Linked DNA regions of Homo sapiens: all the other regions are linked to region 1. The links are chromatin loops, found by intact Hi-C in ENCODE. Cell type or tissue: heart right ventricle. All regions are shown on one strand.

Region 1 (8,000 bases):
ATGTGTGCTTTCATCATAGGGATTACGTTGATTTTTTTTAAAGTGGCATTGGGAATATATCCTTAAGTGAATCATATCTAGGCAATAATAATTTGACACAAGTCCATTTTGATCCATTTTTTAAAAAAGGAGTGCTAGAGGAGAAGTCTTAGCCCCAAATTCCTTTCCTTCTTTGTAGCGTACCTTGACGTGCGTGTGAACAAATGGGATTCTTTATTGCTTTCTTGTATTCTTATCTCATCCTCTTAACCGATTTTGTCTCAAGTCTTCCCACTTAGAAAGTGATATATTTTTAGGACCTATTCCAAAAACTTGTTGGATATAAAGAGCACTGAAAGAGAGAAGAAGAAAAGTTGGGGCAAGATAGGATGTTTGTATGTATGTTTGAGATTTTTCTTTGTTTTCAGCGATTTTACTGGGGTCCTTCTGACGGGATAGGCATAAACATTATGGGGTGTGTGGCAGAGATGACATCAGTGGCTATGGCAGGAGGGGATTTGGAAAGGCTCTTTTTTTGGGCAAAAGGGGAGGGTGTAAAGATACAGAGTTCAAAGATGCAAATCACGAGAAAGTAGAAACCTTAAAAAAAATTTTTTTTATGAGAACTTTGCCATCTGTATATACAGCACAGGCTTCCCAGCATCGAAGGTCAGATTCACACCCTTTTCGAACAAAACTCTAATTTAGAATGTTCATCTAAGGGTTGATAATGGTATTAGAAGGCCAGTAGGGTGGTCAGTGGGTGTTGTAGATTAGCTCAGTGGCCATTACAGCTTTACCTAGACCCCCACGATTCATTGGGTAGATTAACCATCACATCTGTCATTTTATCCCTTTTACCACATTTAAAATACGAAAAGGGGGGTGGAAATATCATCTCGAAGACAACTTATATGGAGCAAGCCAATGAAGCCTGCTATTCCTAAAACATCTAAGAAATCGCCGTATATATCTATGTATGCATATATGTATAATATAGTTATAAGTGATATAACTCTGCAGGACATAGATATAGATGTTGAGATGATTTGGGTGAATTCAAATATGTTGGTTATGCCAGGTAAGCTGCAAATTTTTAAGCTTAATTCCTTTTAATTAGTCTTCTGCCTATGTTGTAGAGAAAGTTCTGTGTTTTAATGATCTCGTAAAACGTTTTCTGCTACTGGGCTGATTGCGCAGTTCGTTAAGCTTCTGTTAGTTTAATTTCTGATAAAACTTCCATTTCAACTTTGCGGCACCCTAAATGAGACCATCTTGGCTCCGAAGGAGTCTAGCGGGCACTCTTTCCGAATGGCGATTTGGGATCTGCTGCATGTATCAGAGGCTTTCGTTGAGTTGTGTTGTTTCCTGTGTGTTTATGACAGAAAGATGTCATCGTTAAAGGAAACTTAAGAGTTTCTGTAAATGTAATGGTTCATCCTGAATAAAGTGAGAGAGACAGTGCTTGGAATCTGGGGAATAAGGGTGGAAAGAGCTGAGCTGATGAAGGTGTTTCTTGTCAAATTTGTATAGGAATTATTTACTGTGCTGTCTTTCCTGAGCCGCTACAGTAAAAGTGAAGACATGGAAAATTATCCCAGATGGGACGAATCGCTCGTTCTCTGTTCTTTTTTTAAAAAGAAAAGATTTCAGAAAAAAAAAAAAGTCGTCTTTTTCTTTAGAACAGTATGAATAAAATCTGGACAGCTGTCGAAAAAGATATGCCGTCTGCATTTTTTTTTAATTTCTAGCCACCACCATAACTAAATAGCTTGAATAGTACCTCTTTTCTTTTTTTTCCCCTTCATACATAATGATCTCTACTTCATTAAAAGCGTATTAATCTGGTTCCCAGTCTCTTGGGAGACACCTTAAGATGATGATATTGTGGGTTTTTTCCCCCCGAATTGTTTAAAAAAAAATTCTAGCAGATTTGGTCCCTGTCAGTCAGAAATAATTGTGTTCTTAATCTTGTCCCTGATGGATGACTCGGAGTTCAGCAACGGGCCGGCTCCAATGACAAATACAATATTAATATTCATTAACTGCTTTGACAATGCTAATTTTGATGCAGTAGTAAAGGGCCTTCCAAAGTTACCGGCCAAAGCATCAGAGCTGCGCAAGGTGGCAAGATAATTTGTGCTGGTTTGCTGAGCTGAAGGCTTTTAAAGTCTATAGCAAAAAGCTAGGTACCACAAACAAAAAAGAGAAAGGGAAAAAAGTTCTGAAGCATTGGAAGGCAGGGCTGCGGAAATAATACGATCACAGTCCGCTAAAAAATTTGACACCTCTGATGCAGTTTCTTTGAGTGAAATTTCTACAAAGTTGCAACAAAAAAGCATAGCATGGTAAGTCAGCACATTCTTGATTTTGTTTAATCTTTTTGATCTTTTCAATTATCGCTATTTGAAGATCAATAGTCATTTTTTCCTACTATGCTTAGAAGACGCGCAGCGGTGGTTTAATATGTGTTAGGACCATTTGCTTTAAAGGAACACATCCACAAGTTTCGGTAGGTTTTGTTTTTTTTTTAAGTTAGTCATGAAAAATGTTATACAGTAAATTGTTCTGAATTCTTTTACATATGGGTGTTTTTAATGATCTATATTGGTTTTTGTATCCCCCCACCTCCAAAAAAAAGAATTCAGCAAGATAATTAAGCTCTGGATGTTGCCAAGAATTTTGAGAGTACTTTCAGTTGGCAGAAAACTTTGGAGTGAAGTGGTCCCTCCAAGTTTATCTAAATTCAGCGAGTTTCCTCCCCTGCCTTCTCTGAATGGCATCAGATAGCTATTAAAGCGTAATTTCACTGGAGAACTGCAAAGCATTACTTTCACCAACTTAGGTGAAGTTCTTTGGACTATTGAAATTGCCTTTATGTTTGCTAAGTCGGCAAACAAAATATCAGGCTTTGTTCTTTTGATTGAATGCCGGGGTTTGGGGGAAAAAAAGAAGAGTAAGAAAGCCCTGCCTTTTTTTTTTAAACGCCCCCTCCCTTTTGTGGGGGGGTGGGTTGTTGTGGAATCGGGGGAGATCCCAGTTATTGTGCTCTTCCCTATCAAGCGAGATAATTCTGTGAATGGAACTGTGCGTGAGCATCTTGTCTGGCGGCGCTGCTGGTGTGTGCTGCTCCCCTGTGCCGCGGGTGCGCGGCGGCGGCGCGGGCTGCAGGGCGGGTGCTGCCCTCCAGTGGAGCCCGCGGCCGGCGCGGGCCCTGGGCAGCATCTGGGCGCAGGCAGCATGCCCGCGAGCCGGCAGCGGGAAGGACAGCGCCGCAACCCTCTCTAGATGGTAAGCGCGGCCGGCGGCGGGCGGGCGGGCAGGGGTGCGCGGTGGCCGGCCCGCTGCATCCCGCGCGCCTGCCCTGCTGCGTCCACGGCTGTCCAGTCCGCATGCATGCTCTCAGCCTTTGCCATGTTCGCTGTCACTTTGCGGTAACTTTCAGGTTGATGTACCTTGACTGGTAAGCTGCCGGGGTGGATGCAGTAGATTTATTTTTTTTAGCCTCTCTTTAAAACAAAACAAAACAAAACAAAAAAAACGAAAAAGAGAAATTGACTATACCTCCCCCCACCCCGAATTTCAGCTTGTGACTATAAAAACATGCTTTTTTATTATTATTAACTTGGACGTGAATACGGAGGGGTTTCGGGTTTTTTTTTTTTTTCTGTCCACCAAGTTAAAGACACCAATGCTCCACCCTCCTCGCTCCCCTCCTCCCCATCCCCAAATATTTTCGTAAAGAATCAGCATTTTGCTACTTTTCGTCCATCCATTCCTCCAAGACCCATTTCCCCTTCCTCCCTTCTTGAACCTCTTTATTTAAAACAAAACAAAAGTTTGCTGATGCTGCAGATGCGGACCGTGGAATGTAAATGAGCAGTTCCTCCCACCTCCTTACTTCATTCCTCCTGCACATGATTGTAATTTCATGCTGAAAGGAAAGGAAGCTTTCGTTTTTGTTTTGTTGTTGTTGTTTTGTTTTGTTTTGGGGAAGTGTTTTTTTGTTGTTGCTGTCTTTTTTTTTAAACCCTACAGAACTTTGCAGCACTTGATCACCTTTTGATTTTTTTGTGGGAATGTTCTAAGCGTGGTGTACTTCTGACAAACTGGGGGCACCCTGGGGATGAATTTAGAGTAGTGCGATGGGATGGCAAATATCCGGAAAGAGTTTCTGAGGAGCAGTTTTTAGTTTGAAGAAATTCAAGAAATTTCCCTTTACTTTTTAAGGAAGAGGGGGTCTGTCTAGCATGAGTTAGCTTATGTTGCTGCGTCCTTTTTTTTTTTTTTTTTTTTTCCATTTTTCGGTCTTTTGAGAAAGCTAGAAAATAAATTCTTAGTCAAAGTTGCCCATCCTGTTTGCCGCACTTTATAAGTTATTGTTGCTGAATGATTGGGAGCTGTCCATCAGCGGCAGAGAACTTGCAGTTTACTTAAGAAATTGCGTGTGTGACAAAAGCAGCTGCCAGGAGTGTGGTGGTCCGCGTGAATAGAGGGAGAGAAGGCAATTAGGGGGCTGTGTGGTTGGGGCTTTTTACTTGTCAAAGTGGAGGCTCATTGCTTTTGTTACCACCATGTAAAGGGAATGGCAGGGTTTTGTTTTGGTATTAAGGGCCTTAAAGATTGCTGCCTGACACTTACACAGGAAGGCCAGATAAGTCCAGAAAGAGAGGCCACGGAGCAGTATTTTAAAAAAGAAGAAAAGAAGAAATGAAGAATTCCCACTTTTTTGTTATTTTTAAGCCTGCCCAGCCCTTGTTTTTGTTGATTTTTTTGGTGGGGAGCGGCGAGGGTGATTAACTTGTCCCGTGTCTTAACAGATTGTTTAAAGACCTACATCGTGAAAACAGTCTTGTGGGCTTGGAGATAAACAGATGGGCAATCAGTTCAGTAAATTAAAAACATCTCTACCTTAGGTGTCCTGCCGCCAGAAGAAACCAAATCTTTGCCACTGGTCTTGCTTCAAGCCACACAAGTCCAGGATCCCATGTGGCAGCAGGGGTGTTTTCTTACCTGCATGCAAATCGGAGTTGTGTGTTTGCTTTTGAAGAGGGTGAAATGGCTTAACACTTGGGGTGGGAAAAGACCGGAAAAGCGTTCTGGATGAGTTTTGTCCCCTGCAACTTTTTCTGTCTGTAATCCCTCCATGAGCAGCCACCCTCCCACACTCCCCTCCTTCATGTAAAAGAGGACGATTTCTGGCCTGTGATGTCTGAGTGTCTCAACTCAAGTTAAGTTAAAACCACACAAATGTACCCGGCCCTGGATCCCATAAGAGCCCCAGGAAAAGTAAGTCGGGTTTGTGGAATTCAGCTCTAGCCTTTGCATCCCTCTGCCGTTTCCCTTCCTTCTCTCTCTCTCTCTTTCTTTCTCTCTCTGTGTTCCTGGGGAAAGCTCACAAAACTCAACAGTCAAAAAAGCGAGTTAGCATTCTGACTATTGGAATACTAGCGAGCCCAGGAAGCTTCGTTTCTTCTGCTTCCAGGGAGGTCAGTTGAAAATCTTTCAGGCACATTCTGTTACTCTGGAAGGAAGAGAGGGTGTATACAGGGCAGGCAAGGCCCTGCAAAGTGTCACTTCCGTGTCACTGTGACAAGAAAATATCCTTTCCTCCTCCCTCCCCTCTCCCATCGCAGCCCTCTCCCTAAGAAATTTGTTTTGAGGGATTTGACAATCTTGCAGATAAAGTGCCTGCCTCCTGCACTCGGTTGATCATTTTCCCTCATGGCTGACCGTAATTTCTTTGCTACTCTTAGCGGCAGCTCTGTCCCTGCTGCCCAAGGTAACGGGTGAGGGAGGGGACTTTGCTGAGGTGCCCTGAGCTGGCTGGGGAACATGGACCTTCCCCCTTCCTTCACGGATTCTGTAGTGGCAAAGATTAGAAAGTAGAAGGAGTTTTTAAAATTTTTTTTAAAAAATTAAATCTGCAACCAGCTGAACTCTAGATTATTAGTGGACTTTTTTGTTTTTTATTTTTAAGATTTTTTTAGGGATGTGTGTACAGGGGGAAGGATTAACAAGATAATTCTAGGCAATATGAGCGACAACTTTGAGCATTTTGAGCCTACTCGGCCAGGAATCTGGAGCCATTTCGATCTTTTTAGATGCTTTTTTTCAGTTCTTTAAGTGAAAGGTTTAAAGGGAGGGGAAGCTGGGAGGAAAAAGAAAAGTGAGAAAAGCAGAAAGGGAGGAGGAAGAAAAACTGGCCCAGTCCCATCTCGAAGGTACAGAGAAAGTTTTTTTAGAGGTGGAGAGAGGGAAAACCAAGGCTGTTATGTACCCTAGGGACACAATTTTAGTGGGAATGGAAGATTTGAGTGGTAAGGGAGGCGCAGTGGCCTCCGGGGTCTCTCTGTTCCAGCAGTTGGGCGGTTGGCACCTCAATTTGAATTGCTGGGTGAGTAGTGGGGTGTGTGGTGTGTGTATGGGGGGATGTGTGTATGTTCGTGTCCATGCTTATGGTATTGACCATTAAACCTATGCTTTTTCCCCCCCCTTAATTTAGATCATGGGAAGGAAAAAACAAAACAAGAATAAATGGTCAACTCAAGCTATGCCCTTTCTTTGAGTCCTTTTCACAGCAGTTTTTTGGGGAGGGGGAGAAAGGGTTAAAAAAAGATGGGGAGGAGAGAAGTCTCACTTTCATCACAGTCCTTACACTTCTATGGTAAGGCAGACCCTGTTCCCAAAGTACGGGTGAGCTGGAATCTGGGAAGGGGTGGTACGGTTTGGAATTTCTTCTAACAAATAATTGTTTTCTTCACCCACCAGGGTGGGCTCCATCAGAAAAGAGAGAAGGAAAAATGACATTGCCTCATAGAGGAGCATACTTTAAAAGCTTGAAAGTTTTGAGTGATAAGGCTTTAACAGTAGCAGGGCTGTGTAAACTGTGTATTTTGGTTTCATATTTAATGCTAACTTTCTGTTGCTCCGTCTTTAGTTGTCAATCTCCAGATTTAGATGCTGGCTTTTTAGGGCTATGGTCTTGCTTGTGGTGTGTTTTGTAAACTTAATATAAAATGTGTTTTGGAAACCCGAGCAAGAGCCTGATGACAGCTCATTGTGCTGTTAATGATTAGGGAGAAGGCCCTTTTGCAATATGAATTTGGGATTTAGGATCCATTATACTCTCTTCAACTGTGTGGTGATATCTTTTTAAAAAATTATTATTATTATTATTATTATTATTTTTGAGACGGAGTTTCGCTCTTATTACCCAGGCTGGAGTGCAGTGGCGAGATCTCGGCTCACTGCAACCTCCACCTCCCGGGTTCAAGCAATTCCCCTGCCTCAGCTTCCTGAGTAGCTGGTATTACAGGCACCCGCCACCATGCCCAGATAATTTTTGTATTTTTAGTAGAGACGGGGTTTCATCACGTTGGCCAGGCTAGTCTTGAACTCCTGACCTCAGGTGATCCGCCCGTCTCGGTCTCCCAAAGTGCTGGGATTACAGGCGTGAGCCACCGTGCCCGGCCGGAGTGATTATCTTTTGCCACAAGCTGTAAGAGGATTCTCTTGAATTTGGAGGCAATTCCTTAATTACTTTTATTATTTGTGATGTTATTGTATGACCAAACAGAAATAATCTGCAGTGGTCGATAAGCTCTTCCATCCAATTTTGGGGTGAGAAGGAATGAAATATACCATAGACTTATGTTCATATTTTCAACATCATGAATTAAATTCTGTGTGTCAAATTAAAACACAAGATCATAGATAGTTCTCTCGTTGAGCGTAAAATAATGATGGGTGTAAATCTTGGTTTTCCTTTCTAGCTGTGTGCAACTCTTTGGTTCAATCTAGGATTGTGTAAACTGTCAGGAATGGTGGTGAAGAGAGTGGAGGCTGTGTTGCAAATGTGTATGTTGTGTTACTGCAAATATCACACCCAGTACAGTCTCCCATGTTGAGGTTCTAGACCCTAGTTTACTCAAATTACCTGCGTTACTTAATAGTGGTCCTGTTGGCTTTGATGAGAGTAAACCACTATTCTTGATGTCTTAGGAGAAGGGAGTTCCTTT
Region 2 (8,000 bases), 560 kb before region 1:
CTAGGGACATTTACTTGTAGTGTCTTTGTGTAAATCTCAGTTTTCCATTTTATTATATGATAAGTAAAATCTCTTTGGTTGCCTACAAGGATATAACAAATACTTAAATTCATCAACATGAAGCTGTAAGCATCATCAGTTCATAACAATGATTTCTGAAAACTGGTTACTTTTTATTTAAATTTGGAAGTTTAACTCAAATGGAAAAAGATATTTTAACATGGTTTTCTGATCACTGATAACTGAAAAATTCTAGAATAATATAGGAACTCATACAACAAAATAGATCATGCTTACAGTCAGCACTTGAAAAAAACATTCTGGAAAAAAGTCTTTAAAGAGACTTTAGGGAGACTCTAGAAATATATGGAAGAATATTGCAAACTAAAGGCTGTTGTATTCTCTTTCCCTCTCAGAAATAGTTTTTTATAAATAAAGAAATACTTTTCTGAGTTGCTTTTATCATCAACATTTCACTCCCCCAAAATTAAAAAATCTATCATCGAACTCTTTTACCAGAATTTACCAATTCCACCTGAAGTTCTTAGCCCCTGAGATACAACTTTTTTTTATTTCATAAAAGCCAAAGGAGTGTTCTGAGTCATTTGATGAACTTTCCTTCAGAAAAAATAAAATAAAATAATGGCAAATGCCTATTTTTCTGCTTCTCAAATGCCCTTTCCAGTACTTGTCATATATTCCTGAGTTACAGCTGGTTTATCAGGAGCAAACAGGCAGACATAACTTACGACACTGCAGGTTTAAAGTATCATCGTCCAGAAACAATGATGTTTTATTATTTAGAAACAGTCTATATTTTTTCATATTCTTCCTTTAAGCCTTAATGTTTGTTCGAGAATTAAAGGGCCACACTCTTCTGTTTTCTCTGTGTTTACCTTGCAGTTCTGCTTGGCAAATGTTTATTTCTGAAAGTAAGTATGAAATGTCAGTATATTTAGGATAATTAAGTCAATATTACTCCAGTTTGCTTTGCTTTTAGAGTGCTATATTTTCCTAAGTAATAAATACCAGGTAACTTCCAGAAATGGAAGGATTTAGAAAGTAATATTATGTTTGTGTGTGTGTGTGTGTATATACACACACATATATAACTATATAAAATAGATTTTCTTTTATAACAACATCTGAGTGTCTCTTGATTTAGATAGTTTTATCATGGCAATCGCATGTTGTGGGGAGTTCTTTTGTACCATTAATAATAACTAAAACACAATCATCTTCCTAAAGGAGAGAAAGAGAGAGAAGAGGGAAAAGGTGGAATTTGAAAAGGGGGGAAAATCTGTTCCTATTCCTTCCCTGAGGCTGAACTGTTTATCACTCTATCCTCATTCGATAAAAGTGAATTTTATAATAAAATTTTCCCTAATCGGGCACTGTCAGTGGAGGTGTCTTATCGCTGAGAGGAAAATGACACCGATCCTATCGGAAAACAGAAACGATGTCACCATGTTCCCAATCACAGCTCTTCAGCCCCCATATCTACCTTCTCCACAAACACCAAGCAGTGCTTTTTTCATAAGAACATCAAAACCCAGCAAAGTCATTAAAATTGCACCCGCGTAGAGTTGCAGGGACCAGCCGTACTAGCACAAAATGGGATGTGGGAAAACAGACTCTCTAAATGTGCTAATTCCATTGTCACGTGTTTACGGCTTAATTTTAATCAGTTAAAAAAGCCACACATTGCAATAAATTGGCATTATCTTCTGTGACACCAGAAGACACAGTTGCTTCAAGGATTTAGAGGGTCACTGGCAACAGTATATAGTATTACAGACAAAGTATTTTTACGCTTGAACTACGGTAGCTAAGGTACAATCCCCAGTTAAGACTGCAAACAAAGACTATAACCCACATAGTACTAAGTTCAACTTGCAGACCACCTTCATCCTTGATGGACTTTGTATGCAAAACAAAGAATTTTGTGAATTTTTTTAGAGTCATTCATTCATCATATAAAAAAAATTTTTAAGTAGCCTTTCAGTGCTGTAACCTTATCGCATACTTGGCAATAGACCAAATGTTCTTCCCATAGGTCCTCTCAGTAGACTTGTTTTCCAGTCCTGATGTTTCATTGACTGTGTTTACATTGACCATTCGACTTGCGAGCCTAAACAAAGAGACATTAACACGCTTGAGGAAATGCAAACAGAAAATAGTGTCATTGACAATTGTTGAAGGCCAACAATGAAAGACTGTCTCTAATGGTCTTAATTTATTAACGTCAAATTAGCACCAATATATTTTTACACAATTAAGTTGAGAAAGTACTGAAGTAGAAACTACTGGCAAATTTAATTTTAATTTGTTCCATGGGGTTATTCTTAAGGTATACATATCTCTGTTTTAAAGCAGAATGATTCCTTGATGTGGACTGGCTATTCTACATGAGAATATCTGTGAGTAGTTTTTGGACAAAAACATTTCTTTTCATGGCAAGGTATAGCATATTACTTCAGTTCTCAAATTTAATATTTTAGCTTTGTAAATTGACAGTGCATTTAAATATGGTTTTTAAACATTAGACATCATAAAGTTTATTTTAAAAACCTAAGGTGATTAAAATATCTACTAAAATGTTGAAAATTGTAAAATCTCAGTAGTTAATGAAGTATGAGTGGAAAAATTTCAATTTCACCCTGAAAATAGTTTTTTTTTTTTTTTAATTGACAAATCTGACCTTGAGGGAGAGAAAAAATAAATGCAACCACAACTTGCATGGAATGAAAAAAGCTTTTGGAATTAAATCATTTGGCAGTGACTGAAAAATAAACATCGGAGTGGCTTTTGTTTTAATTTTGTTCAGCGCGTTGTTGATTTCTTTATAACAAAAGCAATAGAAAGAAAAGATGAAGTAATAGTGAACCAAACAGAAATAATTTTCCGTGTATTGTGCTTGTCTTCACTGTGAGTTTAGTTTTCTATAGTCAATGTCAAATTGATCAGACTTCTACTGTGTGATTGAAGTACTTCTTTAAAAAAAAAAAAACACTCATATTGTGAAGTTAAAACAGTTAAGTTGTAGTGTCACTGAAACAGTTTTTCTGATTACATTTCGCTTTGCAACAGAGCCTGAGTTTTTGCACTTCTTCCTTGTTTAAACAGCTTAAGTAAATTTACAGGGTTACCCCCCTTTTTTTAAATAATGGAGAAATGGAATGGGTGCAAATTTTGAATATGGTTCTTTTCTCTGTTAGAATTAGCAGCCAACTCTGCATGAGGAGAGAAAAGTTGAGAGTATATAAAAAAGATTTCCCTGTATGATGGCTCCTGGCTTTTTAAAGGAGATACAAAAATAACAATAAAGTTGACTGTGTACAATGGAATGCTGGCTTTCATTGCAGATCTTAAAAAAAATGGTTTTACTGACTTTTGCTCAAACTTTAGTAGTAGCAATGAGTGTTTGCCAATAATTTTTGTTTTCTTTCCTTTTTTAGGAGATGGGCTAGCTTAAAATTTCAAATATACATATACTTACATGTATATTTACCTCATTGAATGCTAATGTTAAAAAAAGTGGTGGGAGCTGATCACCTATGCTGCCGTAAAATGAAACAGCTCCCCCTCTTATATTTGACCAGAGACCCATAGTATTGAAGGAGATTTATGGAAGTGAATGTATTTATCAAGTTCATATATGAGGCAGCAGAACAGGCTTTATTTAGCCTTCCTATCACTTGTACCATAAAACAGTGGGCCTCTGTTTAGTTGGCCTAATACAGTTGTTAAATTGGAATAATTTTTCTGATTTAAAATTTGTAGTGTATTTATTTGTTGTTTTTCAGGGAAAAACTATTTTAAAGAGATTACCAACCACAATGTCATATGTTAACCTGACAGTAACAAATATTGAAAATATTAAATAGTTGGCCACAAAACACCATGCTTCTTTAGGTTTATGAAAGTGAAGGAAACAGAAAATTTTTTTCTGTATTCAAAGGCAATTTAAAATTAATTTTAAAAGACTTATTTATACATTTTATTTATATTTACTTTCAGTTTATTTTAAATCATTTTGCAAATAGCAGGGAAAGTCATGATGCAATAGAAGCTAAATTCTTTCCTGTATACCTCTGATCATTTTTCAAAGCCATATTATATTTTTAAACCCTTATTTACAACTTACACGACTGGCTGTAGTTTGCTCCTCATGCTGTATTATACTTTTCTACACATAGGCTGCGCCATTGAGCCACTAGTTAAAGAAATGTTTCTTGTGCTGCCAGTAGTACATGGAAATGGAAATGTGGAGGACATGGAAATCAAGAGGACGGGCTATCAGTTTTTAAAATGTGTGTTACTATAATTAATATAACAAAAAAGAACATATTTTGATATACGTCACTTTTTAAATCTTTTAAGATATTTTCTAATAATTTTCAATGTAATACTTTCAAAACCTCATTTTTAAAAGTTTTTATTTACTATTTCCCATAGATGTTAGTAAATGTATAATAGAAATTTAAATGTATTAATAGAAAAATATAATTTGTAACTTAAGCATGTGAAGTCATTTTGGTATATTTTGAAGATTATTTAAAATTTATTATAATTTAAAAGATAAACATTAAAACAACTTTAAAGTGTGAAATATAATTAACAAATATGTGCTTGGAAACTTTACATTAAAATCTAGCTATTTAGCATTCTGCATTAGAAATTTGTGAAGTCAAAATTAGTATGTTTTTTTCTAATGAAAGATATGAAACTTCAATGAATCTAAGTAAGAACTGATTTGTTATTATTATTACACACTGCATTTTAATGTTTTATTTCCATTCATATTGAGACTAGCTAACATATAAAAAACTTACAGTGATATTTCTATTGCATTTTTACCTTTTAATTCAATAAAATGTTAAAATAATAGATTTAAAATAACATCAACTGCATTGCATTTAAACATAAGCACTTCTTAACTTTTATACGTTGGAAAATAAATTTTAAGAATAATCAAATACTTTTGTCAAATACATGAAAAAATTTGACTTGTACATTTAAACGTCCTTCTTTGATCTTGCATCTTGCAGATCGGCAGATTCTAGAAACTGCTCTGGGACTATTTCTTTGCGAAAATACTCTGTGTAAATTATTGTTTTGCTGTTTAATAATTAGAGTGATTTATTGGGAAAAGTGAGATATTTCTCTCTACTATAATAATAGTAGAGAAACTTGTGATTGAAAATTTAAGCAGTGATATTGACTATTTACCCCTTAGCAAACGTTATGAAAGTATTTTAGTATTGTTGGCGAATGGGACTCTGCTTGGATTTCCAGCATGTAAGAACTTGCATGCTCCGGGTCATAAATGCTGCTTCATGAATATTCCATCACTCTATATGTGAATCTTTAGGGAAGGGTTTATAGAAAGTATATTTGTCAGCCAGTTATGTGTGGGGCATGGGGGTCTTTCCCAATGTTTATATTGTTGCTAACTTGTCCTACTGATAATTTGGACATAGTATCTGAGATTTTCATTAAAAAGAAAATCATATTTGGACCTAGTGCAACATATTTTTTGTAAGACACCTTTTTTGTATCTCATAAAATTCACTTCAGATGCTATAATGTAATTTATTTAGACAGAGTATCATTTTGTTGCCCAGGCTGGAATGCAGTGGTGTAATCACAGCTCACTGCAGCCTCGACCTCCCTGGCTCAGGTAACCCACCTAGTTCAGCCTCCCAAGTAGCTGGAACTACAAGCACAGCCCACCATGCCCGGCTAATTTTTCTATTTTGTGTAGAGACCAGTTCTCGCCATGTTGCCCAGGCTGTCTCGAACTCCTGGGCTGAAGTGATCCACCTGCCTAAGCCTCCCAAAGTGCTGGGATTACAGGTGTGAACCACTGCGCCGGCCATAATTTACTTTATAAAATGTGGTTTGTTAGAGGTTTACCATTTTATGAATTCACATAAAGTGAATGACAGTTCTTTTTTTATGATAATGTGAAAATTTATTATTGCTCACATTTATATTATCTATATCTCAATTCTGTTGTGATGTCTGTGATATCACACAATCCTATCAGAAATAATAGGTTGATTTTCAAGTTATAACATTAGGCTAACATGTTTTTTTCTTAGTATATTTTATGTAATTAAGCCTTTTTCTCATAGTAAATAATGTCAAAGCATCAGAGGTATGATTGGGGGCAGATGATTCTTTTTTAGCTAAAACTATGGCTTAGGAATCTACCATGTTGGATAATTGACATTATTAGTCTGTTATTTGTAGAATAACTGCGTGGTATGATTTGGAGTGCTTAGCAAGTGCTATATTGGTGACCTGTTCAAATTCGAGAGTCACCACTGATTTATATCACAGTTATTTCCAAGGGCATGGTAGATCATGTCTCTCTGGTAATGACCTTAGATTATTTGGATCTCTGTGGAAAGGAGGACCATTTTAAATGAAGATGAGTGCTGAGAATTAGTGCTTAAATAGGGCACACATCCGTATAGGCAAAACCAGATTTCTCTTTATATGTTTTTGAATCTTAAAGTGACTAAATCGATTTTCGGTACTTGGCAGTTAAGCTTGTGATCATCTCACTTAAAACAAGACTATGTAATGTACCCAGATTTCATTTTGGAGCCCACTGTGATATTTCATAGCTGTTTCACAGCAACCAAAACTCAGATATAAAGAAAAAATATGCTGTGCACCGTATGATATTCTGGACAGAGAAAAAAAAATAAGTTTGTGGTCTCAGAAGCACCAAATTACAAGTCCTAGGAGGAATTATGCACCTTAAAATGTGATGGTTGGCTCACGCCTGTAATCCCAGCACTTTGAGAGGCCGAGGTGGGCAGATCATCTGAGGTCAGGAGTTCGAGACAAGCCTGGCCAACATGATGAAACCCCGTCTCTACTAAAAATACAAAAATTAGCTGGGCATGATGGTAGACGCCTGTAATCCCAGTTACTCGAGAGGCTGAGGCAGGAGAATCTCTTGAGCCCGGGAGGCGGAGGTTGCAGTGAGCTGAGATCGCGCCACTGCACTACAGCCTGGGCAAAAAAGTGAGTGAGTCTCCATCTCAAAAAAAAAAAATTGTGATGGAGCTGCTTTTCATATTAGCAGCTGTACATAGCCATGCTCAGGAGGTGGAGCCAAGAGAAGTGTTCTGTAAATGATAGCAAATGGTTCTTGGAAAGGTTAGAGAACTCTAAATAAGATCCCCGTCTTATCCTATAACAATCACCCAGCCAGCTAAGCATGATCAGGTTTGATTTTATGTTCTCGCCTTAACTGGTCATCTTTTACCTACTTGTATTGTTTATTCAGTTTGAGATGATCAAGTCTTCATGTTTTTCCCCCCACTTTCTGTAACTCTCCTTTGACCACCTTTCTACCCTTGTGTTCCTCCGCCATGCAGTAGGCCCACTTAAAAGGTGAAACTCAGCTGGGCGCGGTGGCTAATGCCTATGATCCCAACACTTTGGGGGGCATATGTGGGCGGATCACCTGAGGTCGGGAGTTTGAGACCAGCCTGGCCAACAAGGTGAAACCCTGTCTCTGCTAAAAATACAAAAATCATCCGGGTGTGGTGGTTTGCACCTATGGTCCCAGCTACTTGGGAGGCTGAGCCAGGAGAATCATTTGAACCCAGGAGGCGGAGGTTGCAGTGGGCTGAGATCGTGCCACTGCCCTGCAGCGTGGGCACAGAGCAAGATTCCATCTCAAAAAAAAAAAAGCTATGGGAAAAAAGGTGAAACTCAAGTAGGTTAATTGTGTGCCTTCTAGAAACCCTAATGATAAATTTGCTGAGAAGGCGGACAACTGTTTGTTGCCTTCTGTGATCCAGGCATACACTTCATTTGATCTTCATAATTATCTTACGGGGTAAGTACTGTTTTTCCCATTTTGCAAATAAGTATACTGAGGTCCAGAGAGGTTAAGGAATCAGTCCAATTGAAGGGCAGTATAAAGTCAAATCCTTTACTTTTTTTCATTATCACATGCTAAAGATAAAGTG
Region 3 (8,000 bases), 550 kb before region 1:
AAGAACTAAGAGTTGAACTACCATTCCACCTGGCAATCCCATTACTGGATATGTATATATCCAAAGGAAAATCATTCTACCAAAAGGTAGAATGCACCTGTATGTTCATTGCAGTGCCCTTCACAATAGCAAAAACATGAAATCAACCCAGGTGCCCACCAACAATAAATTGGATAAAGAAAAGATGGTGTATACGTACACTGTGGAATATTACATAGCCATAAAAAAGAACACAATCATGTCCTTTGCAGGAACGTGGATGAAGCTGGAGGTCATTATCCTAAATGAACACAGAAACAAAACTAAATGCCACATATTCTCACTTAAAAGCAGGAGCCAAACATTGGCTACTCATTGGCATAAAGATGGGAACAGCAGACACTGGAGACAACTAGAAGGGGGAGAGAGGAGGGGCACAAAGGCTGAAAAATTATTGTTGGGTACTATGCTCACAACTTGAATGACAGGATCATTGCACCTCAAACCTTGGCATCACACCATATACTAATGTAACAAACTTGCTCATTGACCCCCGATTCTAAAATTTAAAAAGATGAAAAAGAAAGATAGTGGTTGATTGTAGAATTCTGTTTCTGTGTAAATCCTGCTCTGCCACTTTGCTAGCTGTGTGACTTTGGGAAAATAATTAATCTCTCTATCCCTTCATCATCAAATAAAATGAAGACAATGATAGCATGGTTGTGCACCTAATAAGCTTTCAATGAAAGGTATGAGTGGTGGTAGGTGTTGTTGATATTATTCCTACATTTAAATTCTTAAAAAGGTTTGCTTTTACAGTTCTTTGGTAGTTTTCTTATTTTATCTCTCAGCCCTCACCAGAAGAGTTAAAGAGGATAGATAACATGAAATAAGAGAATGACCATTAAGGAAAGTCATGAAACTATCATTAAACAATCAAAAATGGCTGTTTGTCATAATAACTTTGTCAATAAAAAAATTGAAATGTTCGGTCAGGCATGGTGGCTCACGCCTGTAATCCCAGCACTTTGGGAGGCTGAGGCGGGCGGATCACGAGGTCAGGAGATCGAGACCATCTTGGCTAACACGGTGAAACCCCGTCTCTACTAAAAATACAAAAAATTAGCCGGGCGCGGTGGCGGGCGCCTGTAGTCCCAGCTACTCGGGAGGCTGAAGGCAGGAGAACGGCGTGAACCCGGGAGGCGGAGCTTGCAGTGAGCCGAGATCGCGCCACTACACTCCAGACTGGGCGACAGAGCGAGACTCCGTCTCAACCAAAAAAAAAAAAAAAAAGAAATGTTCTCTCTTCTTCAGGAAACCATGAACTGTATTTTAATGGTGTATTTTAGAAGTTTCTCACTAATTAATCAAATAAATTATTGCTGCTTGAAGTTAAATCAGCTTTGTCTGGAAAGTTCTTTTTCCTGAAGCATCCCATCTCACCACAATACTAGATAAATAAGTTGTTACCCAACTCCTGTAGTGCTTTAGGTTTATTCAGGGGTGACAGACCCAAATGGGTTGAGGTTTATACTCATAATGTAGCAAATTTTGAGAATTGTTGCTGAGCTTAAGGAAGAATTGTGCTGGCCTAGCAGATGTGATTGGAGCAGTATTCAGCCCAAGGTTTATGGTCCCTGGAATGAATTGTATTCATGGTCCTTAATGCTCACTGCCTATGTACCTGTCCTTGTATGCTATCTGCTCTATTATCCGAAATAAACTAAGCAACTTGGAAATCAAGACTAAGCCCTAGATCTCTTTATTGTCCCGTTTTCCTGTCTAGTACCCTGCACTTAAATGTTCTGCAACTCTTGCTGATAATAGAGGGTATGTTTATTAGGAAAAAAAAACCCTAATGGTATTCATGAAATAATTTTATTATTAGACATAAAATGACAATGGTATTTGCATGTTTGGTGAAAATATACAATCCCTTAATAGATCAAAAAGAAATTGACTGAGGTACAACCTATCCTACTTACCTGGGAGGCAGTGTAATATAGTGAAAAGACCACGGAATCAAAGAGATTCAAATTTTATTGCCAATTCCACCATTCACTGTCTATGGCTTTAGGAAAATTATTTGTCTCACACTTCCTCCTATTTCTTCTGGACACCTCCGTATTTTCTAGCAAGCTCAGTAATGCATCAAAAATGCATGTTAGTTGAGGTAGACCCAAGATCTAGTTGTGAAAGCCGTTCAGAACAGCAAAGCTGTCTTATTGCCTGAAAAAGTTTGTAATGTTTATTACAATTTAAAAACCCCTTTTTTGCCTAAGGTAATTTGAGATGGGTTCCTGTAATTTGAAAATATATTAAGACTAATACCATTGGCTTCTGTGAGGAATGTTTTGTACTTTGTCTTCCCCCAGAAGCTTCAGAATATGATAAAGTACATTGTTAAAAGGTTAGGTTCTTTATCTGAATATAATTGTTCATTCTCATAGATCTCTACATGTTTGTAGTGAATCATATTGTTTAAATTCCATTTTTTTCTAAATTACTTAAAGTACAGTACTCATTGTATACTCAAAATCATTGCCTTCTAGATATTTGGATTGCAAAAACAAGCAAAGTTTTAAAAATAAAATCAAATAAGTTTGAGGAGTGGCACATGATTGGAAGCTGTTTATTACTTCAAGTATGTCTATAAAGGGGACAGGGAGAACTGACGTCTACTAATTCTGTATAAAGGAAATAATATTTGAATGCCACAAATTGGGCATTTGTAGCTCAGAACAAGTGATTGTCCTTTAATGCAAATATATTTAGTCTTAGGAAAAACTTGTTCCACTGTTCTTATTTTTAAATTTGAACCAGCACCAGTCTATGGACCATAGTTTGGGAGCCACTACTCTAAAGCCATAGCAGTCTTATTCGTTCATTGCTAAATCAACGAACATTTGTTAAATACCCAGCAGAGGCTGGGTTTGGGAATCAAATAGACCTGGATTTAAATCCCAGCTTTCTTTGCTATGAGCTGTGTAACTTTGGGTTAGTCAGTTAACCTTTCTGAGCTTCTTTTTTTCTTATCTACAATAGTAGCTTAATAAGACCTTGCTAAAGTGCTTATTGTTTAAATCTACCACACGTTAAGTGATGGATGGAACCTATCAAGTGATACATACTGTATTAGGCACTAGGAGCAACATAAAATCGAATGGACATGACAGAAGTAAATGAGTGAGTACAGTGTAGGTGGATGCATTGGGTCAGAGAAGCCTTCAATGTCCTGGTCTAATTATGTGTTTACCCAATGTACAAAGGAAATGTTGCGTGAATTTGACTTGGCTGGTACTAGACTATTGTTGAATTGTTTGAATTCACTTTTTGAATACTGGTCCTAATATTGAACCCTGATATTTGCATTTTCTCCTCAAAATGATTGAACTCAACCATTTCATTTTACCAGATAAAATAAGGCCCTGATGTGTTAAGTAGCTTGCCCATGTTTACACAGCCAGGTAGTGGTGAAGGAAGGACTGAGATTCCAGATCACTGTTGTAGTTTGCTTCACTAGCATGCAATTTCCATGACCACAAGGACCTTGTATGGTTTGCTCACCTCTATATCTCTCTTTGGTGCTAATAGTAGGCACTAAATAAATAGCTATGAAATGAATGATTGATTTCTCTTTTGAGATTTCACAGCCTAAAAATCTTTTTGCTTTCTCTCATCTAATGATGTCTCTTCCCTGGCACTGAAAACTGATGAAAGTTAGGTTGTGTTCCTGTAGTTCGTTTTCAGTTTCTGACATGCAGATCTAATTTATGGATCTTTTCATTATAATCTTTGTAGCTGTTTTCATAAATGTACAAGTCAAGGTTTTCTTCATGTGTGTTTAAATATCACTGATATTTATCCTCTCTTTGCAAGAGTGGATATTGATAATGGCCAATGGTACAGCAGTTTTCTGCTTCCTTCAGTAAGCGTTTGTTCGCGTCCATTGTGTGTTTTCAAGAATGTTAACGTTCATCTTCATCCCTGCTGAGAGTGCTCTATAGGGAAACATGCTGGCTCTGTTTACAGTCCAGTGGAATTAATACTGCCCTCATTTAAATTAGCAATTTATTAACTAATTACAAAACAAAATTACCTTTTACCTTATGAAATTAATTGTTTAATATTTAACTTGAAGGATGGCACTATGTTATTCTTGTTATGAAGGAACATTCATAAAATCATTTCATTGTCTTTTTAATTTTCTCAGCAGCATTGGAGCCATTGAAACGATTTTGCCTGATAGACTTCATATTTTTAGCATTCAAATTGTTCTGTTAAATTAATACTATTCCATTATTTTAGATGATATCTTGTTGAAGAGAATAGCTTCCAATTAGCAATTTATTGTGTAGAAAAGTTTAAACCTCTCGTGAATTTTTCTTTGTTTGTTCATTCTGTGTATCTTTTGCCCATTCCCACCCTGCCCCCTGCCTTTTCTTTTCTTTTCTTTTTTTTTTTTTTTTTTTGAGAGGGAGTCTCGCTCTTTCGCCCAGGCCGGACTGCAGTGGCGCTATCTCGGCTCACTGCAAGCTCCGCCTCCCGGGTTCACGCCGTTCTCCTGCCTCAGCCTCCTGAGTAGCTGGGACTACGGGCAACAGCCACCGCGCCCGGCTAATTTTTTGTGTTTTTAGTAGAGACGGGGTTTCACCGTGTTAGCTAAGATGGTCTCGATCTCCTGACCTCGTGATCCGCCCCGCTCGGCCTCCCAAAGTGCTGGGATTACAGGCGTGAGCCACCGCGCCCGGCCCCCTGCCTCTTCTAAAAGGGCCAGACCTAACATGTTCAAAATATTTGCTGTTTTAGCATGCATTTAATCATTAGATCGTTTCTAAGTACCTCCTAGGAGCCAGGCACTGTGCTAACATTCAGGAAACACCCAATTTAATAGCCTTAGAACTGTACCATTCTCAAAATAGAAACTTTGGAATCTGAAGATAATAAAAAAATTTCCAAGTGGAAGTTGAAATTACATTTTAAATATATTCTTGGAATAAATATTAAACTCTCAAGAGTATCTTGGGGTGGGATGGTGGAATGGTGATTACAAGGTACTACCTCCCATCATCTATAATGGTAATATTTTAATGATGCATTACTTTCCTAATCAGACGAAGATTAAAAATAAGATGTTTTCTGATATTTCAAGAAGCATTCCTTCATTCTATATTTGAGTGCCAAATATGTACAGGGCTTTAGGCTATATATGTCACAGCAGTATTTTTCAAATTTTGTTATCATGACCTATAGTAAGAAATACATTTCACGTCACAATTTATATTACACACACCCACACACACAAAACTGAAATAAATATTTTATGAAACAATACTTAGCCTTGCTAACTACAGATAGTATATGCCAATATTTTCTACTCTTGTTGTTTTAAAAAAAGAAATGGCAGTCTTGATTTCTAAATTGATTTTATAATCCGTCTATAAGGTCACAATCCACAGTTTATGTTAGGGATGCATAGATAAATAAGTTTTAGCTCTAACTTAGAGCTTGTATATTCCAAGAGGGAACATAAAACATGCCTACAAAGAACTCACTGAGTCCTCACGTGGTGGGGAGAGAGCTCTGATCTTTCTTCCTCTTTTTATAAGGACACTAATCCCATCATGGAGACCTCATGACCTCATCTAAACCTGATTACCTGTACTATCACATCTAGGGGTTAGGGCTTCAACGTGTGAATTTTGGGGGACAGAGACATTCACTCTATAACAATATTTTTCTATCAACCAACTTTAAAGCAACTGAAATTTTTTATTACATATCCTTATCCGCATGAGTTAGACATACCAGTCAAGCTTTCCCTAATATCTAAATATATAATTGTATAATGATTGAAGTATATACCACCAAGAGTAGACCAGGCACTCTTTGGTAAACAGTTAAAAGTGAGAGGGTTTTGGGAAACTAAGTCCAGGTTGAAGAAGAAGATAACATTTGGAATGGGGCCTTGAAGATTGGGAGCAGTTACAAAGAAAGCCATCCCCTGTGGGGATAACATTGTGAACAAATAACATGCCAAGTAAAAAGTTGTGTTCAATAGCTTCTAATATGTTCTTATTAAAGGCATATGAATGACAGGGTGATATGATGAGGCCTATACTTAAGGAACATTATCCTGGTAGTAGTGTGGGAAAGGAACTGGGAGATGGACAAGCTGGAAATATAATTTAATCAAAAATTGTATTTTAAAATTAGACATAGAATCATATGTACGTGGTTAAATCAGCCAAGCAGCCTTCCAGGCAGTGAAGAATTGCAAGAGGGCATGATGCAGGGAAAAGACCATCAGACCACCAAATCCGTTCGCTGTTTAAGTTTCAGCAAATCATTTACCCATTTTCTATTCTCATTTCTTCTTTTGAATGGGGTTAATAACGCTTATCCGACCTCATAGACTTGCTGAGAAAATCAAATGAAAAAAGTCCGGAAATACTATGTAAATGTGAAGTAACTTTCTTATTGTTTTGTTTGAACCTTTTTGAGCCCAAGAAGTGACCTGGTGATAACGATGCTTTAGGAGACGAATCTGGCCAGTGGCATATAGGACAGCTCAGAGGAGAAGAAACCCTAAGGAAAGCATTTCAGACAGTATGGCAGCAGGTCATAGAAGAAATAACTGAGGCTCGAATTAGGGCTGTGAGAGCAGGAATGAAGAAGAGAGGATGGATGCCAGAGACATCACTGAGGAAGAATCAACAGACGCAGCAATTTGGCTCTGAGGATAGGAGGTGGGGGGCAGGGATGAAGGGAGAGTTAGGAGAAACCCTATCAGAAATCCACGGTTTCTGGTTGAGTAAAAGGTATATATTGATTGAGTAAACAGTAAAGGAAAATCAGGAGGAAGAATAGGTTTGGAGGGCAGAAAATACTGAATTTAAGATATTAACAAAGTGCCCAAGTGTTTTCATTGAGTAGCCAGTCAAACCTCTGGGATTGAAGCTTAGGAATGAAGTTATAGTTAGACATGTAGACATAAATCATTCTTGAACTGATAGTCATTTAAATCTATATATTTCAAACTTTATCCATATGAGTGCAACTTGTAAGCTTTTTGTCATATTTGCATGATACTTTTACTTAATATTTTCAAATCTATTTTAAGTTAGCTCACTTTTTGAAAGCGTAGCCCCATTCTAAACAATAATATCTTGAATTTGATGTGATGGATATAGTTTTTAAGATACCCATTAGATGTATAATTACCATATTGCATGATTGTAAGATGTGTATCTTTTTACAATTTAACATTTCTGTAATTAGAGTGTTTTACAATTAATGGCATCTTACAAACTCTGCAGGCCAGCAACAGTGGTGATATACTTGTCATTGTCAGCACATGAGCCAACTTGCTTGCTATTCCTGGTGACATCAGCAGAAAAGTGTAAGTTTCTATCAACAAACCATTTAAGGATCTTTATAGAAAAGAATATGAGTTTAATTGTCATCTGAAAAACCTTACTTTCTGGTACATGGAAACTTACAGAATAGTATCAGCAACATGGAAGATAATCCCAGAGACACACTTAAGAGATGCCGTATCCCAGTACCCTTGATGCAGCATCAGGTGCAGAGGACATTGATGACTGTAAGTTGAAAAGTGAATCAGAAGAGGTGGACACTTATGTGTGGAAAAATTCTAGGAAAACCTTAACCCATTCATTTTGCTTATATTTCCATTTTGTGTATGCACAAGAGAGATGTATGTAAGATCTCTGAGTCAAAAAGAGCTCATTGAATAAGCATAAAATAAAAATTTTAAATGATAAGAAAATATAGTGTCATAATTTAGTTGACAGCTGTTTTCTGAGTAGTGTATAAAAAATGGTGCATCTGGCTGGGCACTGTGGCTCACACCTGTAATCGCAGCACTTTAGGAGGCCGAGGTGGGAGGATGGCTTGAGGCCAGGAATTTGAGACCAGTCTGGGCAACATAGTGAGACATTGTCTTTTAAAATAAAAACTAAAAAAAGGTATATCTTACAATAGATGCTGACTAAGGT

The links. Hi-C counts contacts between places; a loop is a spot of excess contacts. Peaks named below come from ENCODE experiments on the same cell type or tissue, not always from the same donor. Only the 100,000 strongest peaks of a DNase experiment are listed, where the experiment ranks them.
Region 2: it touches region 1 in a loop (5-fold over the local background); 41 of 110 quality-filtered maps call a loop at or near these places.
Region 3: a loop joins it to region 1, with 2.7 times the contacts of the local background. A loop is called at or near these places in 40 of 110 quality-filtered maps.

Annotation. Positions count from the first base shown.
Region 1 is chr10:113,123,612-113,131,611 of GRCh38, forward strand. All of the region lies in intron 5 of TCF7L2 (transcription factor 7 like 2), which reads left to right. Among named protein-coding and RNA genes, the nearest start is that of SNORA87, 82 kb to the left of the region's middle. RefSeq lists a silencer at 3,062-3,181. In heart right ventricle, a CTCF peak has its summit at 3,163 (motif pointing left); a DNase peak (open chromatin) is centred at 3,140; H3K4me3 peaks cover 3,802 bases; H3K27ac peaks cover 6,503 bases.
Region 2 is chr10:112,561,448-112,569,447 of GRCh38, forward strand. All of the region lies in intron 5 of VTI1A (vesicle transport through interaction with t-SNAREs 1A), which reads left to right. Among named protein-coding and RNA genes, the nearest start is that of MIR4295, 69 kb to the right of the region's middle. In heart right ventricle, a CTCF peak has its summit at 4,193; no DNase peak of the experiment used is centred here.
Region 3 is chr10:112,571,588-112,579,587 of GRCh38, forward strand. All of the region lies in intron 5 of VTI1A (vesicle transport through interaction with t-SNAREs 1A), which reads left to right. Among named protein-coding and RNA genes, the nearest start is that of MIR4295, 59 kb to the right of the region's middle. In heart right ventricle, no CTCF peak of the experiment used is centred here; no DNase peak of the experiment used is centred here.